Regions from separate parts of the Mus musculus genome. Here region 1 is linked to region 2. A link is a contact called in ENCODE POLR2A ChIA-PET data. All regions are on one chromosome and are shown on one strand. Each heading gives the region's core, a stretch centred on a gene start or an enhancer-like site at or near the end of the contact. The rest is flanking DNA. Distances are from core to core; before and after follow the strand shown. Region 1 overlaps Soga1 (suppressor of glucose, autophagy associated 1). Region 2 holds the start of Dsn1 (DSN1 homolog, MIS12 kinetochore complex component).

What was found. ChIA-PET counts read pairs that join two places held with the same protein, here RNA polymerase II (POLR2A).
Region 1: POLR2A ChIA-PET joins it to region 2 with 11 read pairs in embryonic stem cell. The contact joins the enhancer-like site here to the promoter of Dsn1 in region 2. POLR2A ChIA-PET finds 5 or more read pairs at or near these places in 3 of 5 experiments (Patski and embryonic stem cell).

Annotation. Positions count from the first base shown.
Region 1 is chr2:157,057,239-157,060,165 of GRCm38, reverse strand. All of the region lies in intron 2 of Soga1 (suppressor of glucose, autophagy associated 1), which reads left to right. Among named protein-coding and RNA genes, the nearest start is that of Soga1, 21 kb to the left of the region's middle. Within about 2 kb of position 1,450, at least 1 of the 3 ENCODE cell types and tissues checked has a DNase peak (open chromatin) inside an H3K27ac peak, as active enhancers do.
Region 2 is chr2:157,005,774-157,008,756 of GRCm38, reverse strand. It overlaps Dsn1 (DSN1 homolog, MIS12 kinetochore complex component), which reads left to right and starts at 1,682. Exons shown (of 11, transcript NM_025853.3): 1 at 1,682-1,782; 2 at 2,884-2,909. The coding sequence starts at 2,885.

The DNA of each region.
Region 1 (2,927 bases), core at 201-2,700, 52 kb before region 2:
CCTTCACAGGTGCCCTCGTTGGGTGGTTGGATCATAAACCCCATTGGGGATCCAGGTTAGGCCTGTGGCTTACTGCTTGCCTTGAGCAAATTATCCTGCCTCTCTGGGCCTCAGTTTTTCCATCTTCAAAGTGGGGACCCCTGGTGGATCAACACATCCTCCAAACAGGATAGCCAGGAAATGGTATGACAAGAACCCTTCTGAAGCAGCAAGAGGCCGTTTCTTGTATGTCTGCTTTGTATGTGGCTTTGGCCTCTGAGTAGGCCCTACTTATGGTCCCTGCTCAGCACCACAGGCTTCTTATGGGAAGACTGCAGCTGAACCAGGATGGTTCAGAGCTGGGCTCCAGGATACTTGGGCTTTGAGGTTTTAATCAAGTCTTCTATATTTCAATGTCCTCATCTGCAAAATGGGTATAAGAACCTACAATCCAGAATATTAAAACCCTGGCTAAGACACCAGAGGGACTGACAGTGAGTAGCTATTATTACTGCATCCGTTTTCTGGAGGAGGGGGCTGGGCCTCAGAGGAGAGAAGCACCTATCCAGGGTCAAGACGTCAGGCCCATCCACCTCTCAGACCTCACTGCTGGAACCTGCTGCTTCTCTGCCTAAGGAGAAAGCCTGAATGGCGCCACTTAGGTCGGGGATGGAGGAGAGAAGTCCCCATTGCCAGTCTGTCTTATGTAAGCCCCCAAAATGTGGGGACCCTGAGCCAGCCTCCGCTCTCAGAACTCAGTCCAGTGTGAACAAGGAACTCAGGGTGCTGCGACCGGTACAGAACTGGGAGGAGCCTAGGAGTTCTGCAGGTAGCCCAAGGGGGAAGAGGGCGTGAGCCTGGGAAAGATCCAGGACTTCCTTGGGGAAAGATCCCAAGGGCCCCGGAGGGCAGGCAGGTGCTGAGCAAGCCACACACCTGCTGCTGGAAAGCCCTGAGAATCCAGCCCTGCAGGGCATTCAGAAAGGACACTGTTCATTCTGTGACCAGCGTTGAGACTCTATGCAAGCCTGTGAACCTGTGTGGAGCCAGTTTCCTTGACTGCACACTAAGATCTTGTTATCCAAAAAATCATAAACAAAACACGATTTAAAAAAAAAACAACCTAACAACTCCCCGGTTCCCTCATCGGTAGGAGACAGAGCAGGGAGGGAAAGAGCGGAGCGAGCCGTTCAGGCGAATCTGCGGTTGGGCCCTGGTCTTTGAATCTGGGAGGGACCCTAGACAAGCAAGACCGAGAAGAGAGGTGGGGAGCAGGCTGGTGGGCGGGGCCAGAGCAGCTGGGATGGGGGTGGGGCTCAGCCCTCCAGGAGGAGGGGAAGGGCCCCTTCTGTTAGGATTTGAACGAGCCAATCTGCATGCCCGCGCTGCTCCTGCCCACCCCCGCAGCTGCAACGCTGAGCTCATGTTCTGGCTCTGTCTTAGCGGGCCGCACAGTTTTGCCATCACCCTTCCTCCCAGTGTGCTGGGGATGTTAGAGGCAATTATGGAGGTCCTCAGAATGCTGACTTCCCTGTCTTCCCCTAGGCACCTCTCAACCAGGTGGAGAGGGACTGGGGGCGGGGACGGAGGTGGGGGGTATGCCTAGGGATTCCTCTCCTGCTCAGCAGGCTCCTTGGCCCTGTGCCCTGCAGGGCTTTTGAGCTCCGGTGGTTTTATTGAGCTGGTATGTTATTAGTGAGATTCCCCAGCCGCCACCCCAGAACAACCCTCCCAGGCTCCTTTTGCTGGTCCACACAGTTAACAAGATCTCCGACCCTCAACAGGGAGACCCGCTAGCATGAGGATGGTCTGGCCACTTTATGGCCGTGTGGGCTTGGGTAAGCTGCTTCAATCTCTGATCCTGTTTCCACTGTGGAACATGGAGATAAGTTTAGTATCCTATAGAGACTTTAAAAAAAAAACACACAAACAAACCTTTATTTACTATGTCTGTAGCTTTCTGCTTACATATATGCCTCAACACCAGAAGAGGCACCAGATTTCAGTACAGATGGTTGTGAGCCACCATGTGGTTGCTGGGAATTGAACTCAGGACCTCTGGTAGAGCAGCCAGTGCTCTTAACCGCTGAGCCATCTCTCCAGCCCCCTATAGAGACTTTCATGACTATAAAATGAAATTACAAAATAGAGTCCTGTGTGGTAGGCATGGCACCAATCATAGGAGCACGTGATGGGAGGAGCCTCGGCTGGGGGACTCTGGGATCCACTGCTTTTCCTGTAGAGAGCCCCAGAACATGTCAGTAACATGTACCCCATCCTTCTATAAGGATGCTCTGGCCTTGGCTCTGTGTCCTGGGTGACCTGCATCACTTCCTCCTTGGAGCCTCAGTTTCCCTCTGTCAAATGGCGTGACAACACCCATCATGTGATTTTTGAGTTTGGTCACACATGCCTCAGGATGCTTGCCTGGCCTGAGGTACTGCTTATGATTTCCATCTCTCTCCTTGAAGATCAGAGCCACAGGGTCGCACTGCAATCCCAGGTTCAGAGCCCAGAGACTGATCTACCCAGGAGCTGGGGGCCACCGCTGCTGCTGGCCTTTGGCAGGGACCAGCACTGTGAATAGTGACCTCATGGATGAGCACATTTGTTTGTGCTTTAGGCATTTGCTGTGTGTCCAAGGCTGCCTCTCCTCTTTGTCTCCCTGCTTATAACTTCGGGGCTCAATGAGACAGGCACACAAGGCCCTTCAGGCTCTTTGGACATAGAAAGTTGTGTTGGGACTTGCTGTTGACAGGCCATTGTTAATCATTGTAGTCCTTCAAGCTTGCCCTTCTTCGGCATCATCAGCTTCATAGTTGACCCATGCTACCTTCCTAGTCATGTGACCTTGGGCAACTGCCCTTTCCTTTCTGGGATTCAAAGCTGTCATGAAACATGTCCTGAGGGTGAGAAGAGCCTATGGTTATAGCCTGGAGAGGCTATAA
Region 2 (2,983 bases), core at 433-2,932:
GCCCCAGGGGAGCACACCCAGGGTTGGAATGTTGAGCAGACAAAGGGGATGGTAGTGGATTGTAGGCAGGAAACAGAGGAGAGGCTCAGAGAGAGAAAGCCTGGGAGAAAGAGGCAAAACCAGGCATGGTGGCAATACTTGGGAGGGAAAGACAGGAGGGTCAGAAGTTACAGTGTCATCTTTGGCTATATACTGAGGCCAGCCTGGGGTACATGAGAACCTGCTTTAAAGTAACCAGAAAGGGGGTGGGGAAATGAAGTTAAGAAATGAAACTTTGATGTGGAACAGGGCAAGAATCTGTATGCATCTTATTAACAGAAGGGAGCCACGGAAGACTTCCGAGCAAGGATGTTTACTGGGACTGGATTCCACGAGGCAGTGATCTCAGTGTGTCCCAACATGGCCAGCTCTGGCCGGGAATATTAAGTTCTGTTTTGGGGACATCAACACATGAGGTGCTCCAGGAAGTGATATTCAGGAATAAGAACACACCTCTTCCAGATAGCTGTTGAAACTATTAGACCAGAATGGCAGAGTAGAAACTTCTGGAATACACATTTCTACCTCTTACCAAAAAACTTCCAAGGGACCACAATTACTTCAAAATGGTCAAAATTATCAAAATTATGGTTCAGCTAGCCATCTTCTGCTTTTTTTTTTTTTTTTTTTTTTTTTTTTGGTTTTTTGAGACAGGGTTTCTCTGTATAGCCCTGGCTATCCTGGAACTCACTCTGTAGACCAGGTTGGCCTCGAACTCAGAAATCCACCTGCCTCTGCCTCCCAAGTGCTGGGATTAAAGGAGTGCACCACCACTGCCAGACCCATCTTTTGCTTCTTTGTTTTTTTTGTTTGTTTTTTGTTTGTTTGTTTGAGACAGGGTCTCACTATGTATCCTTGGCTGGCCCGGGTACTAGGCTGGCCTCAAAGACACAGAGATCCTCCTGCCTCTGTCTTCCCAGTACTGGGATTAAAGGCATGCACCACCACAACTGGACCTTTGGAATCTTTCGTACTACTCTCAGTTCACAAGGTTCAGATCTGAAAGGATTCACTTCATTGATGCATGGGGGGCATTCTGATGCCTCTATACCTTGTCCTGAAGAAGACCCTCCCAGGCACGGGACAGTGGAACAGACATGAGCACTGAACATCTAGCGTCAACATAGAAGGGTGGAAGGAGAAAGGAAAGGCTTTCCAGGCAAAAAGCATGCTCGAACAAAGGAACAGAGGCAAGAATTGGCACGGGGTTGTGGCAGTAGGGTTGGCTGTTAACGCTGGCAGGGGGTGTGCTTGAACTTTGCTAGGTACTTAAGGGCCCATGGGAGGGGCCCATGGAGCAGGAAGATAGGCAGGGTACAGACTGAGCTCAGAGCTCCAGTTCTCCCTGGAGAAAGTCACTGTCCAGACTTTTGGAATCAAAGAGATAGAGGGGAAGCCATGGCCTGGAACAGCACCACACCCATAGGTAGGATGTACGGCGGGAAAAGTCAGCAAACTGGTGTTTTGGAGAGGTCAATCCCCAGGCCTGGACGTAGCTGCAGATGTGCTTGATCTGTAGCTGGGTGAAAACGGTAGGACAAGGTGCGCTTGGGCCAGAACGTTAAATCCCGGAGTACGCAGGCGCTCCGCCGGAGGCACGGGTTGCGCGAGCCAGCGCGGAAGGCGGAGGCTGCGCACGCGCAGTTGTTCGGCGGGAGTTTCGTAAGTAGCGGAGGCAGCGGGGAACCCCGAACCGGACTGACGCGGGAGAGGACCTTCTGCGGCGACGCCGAGTTTGCAGAGGTGACCTTGGGCTTACTGGTTCAGGAACGCGGGGAGGGGAGCTGGGCTAGACCGGCGTCACGCTGGGGTTCGGGACCCGGATGTGGTTCTCCCCTGACCCGCCTCTGCCCGGCCCACCGGCCGCTCCCAGCCGCAGGGCCCCGGGGGCTCAGAGACTTTCTCCTGACAGGACGCCTGAAAGAAGGCCACTCCTCGCTCCCGGGCACTGCTGGCGTCCTTGACTCCAGATAGTGGCCTGGGACAGGTCGGAGGGCTGGGGTGGCAGCCGGGGTTACACTGCTGTGCCCCGGGAACCTGGGTCTCCCGAAAGAGTCCCTTACTCAGAGTTGTGGGACCTGTTGTTGATTGGGATAATGACGTCAGAAGGCTGTCACGTGTACAGCCTCAGAAGCGCTTCAATGTCTGTTATCCAAGCTGGAGTCTGTGTGATCACCCACGAGGATTGTGGTGATTTAGATCTTTAGAGTCTTTGTCCTTTCAGTATGGTCCCTCAGCCTCCATTCGCTTTTACCAAGCGTCCTCCACATTCAGCGGTCTTTTGGGAGGGAGACTTAGATGCAAGGTGGCGGGATGGATACTCGACCTTGCCTCTCTGTCTGTTTTCTGTGACAGGTGCTGGAAATGGGGATGTGGTGCGATCTCCAACCAGTTCTATAGAGGAAAGATGTGTGGCCTCCAAATCTGCCAAAGAGAAGTGACTGCGTATTTAAGCAGAGTTAGGGAGGAGGATGACTCTGTTTTATGGGTAGAAGGACAGATGTGGGCAGAGATTAAAAAGTAGGATTTCCAGCCATGGCAAAATCTGGAGAGAGTAAGAAGTGATGCGGGGTTTGTTTGTTTGTTTTCTCGTTTGGAAAACAAAGATCCTAAGACCTTCCACGGAACTGGGGGCTAGTGCCTCACAAAGTGAGGAGCTAAGATAGGTTCTGTAGACCGAGTTCTTGAAGACAGCAGTCAGTGATAGTAATCTTGCTGCTGAGAATCTCGGAGGAGGCAAGTGAGGGCACCTGAAGCATGAGACCTATTATGGGATAGTGAGGCCCCTGTGAGACTGGAGCTCGAACGGATCTCCTCATTTTCCTGTTTTCCTCCTTCATCCAGGATGACGTCAGTGACCAGATCAGAAGGTGAGTTTTACAGTGAAATTCAATGCCTCTTGCTTTGGGAATCAGGCTCCTGAACTATCCCAGAATCCTCCTTG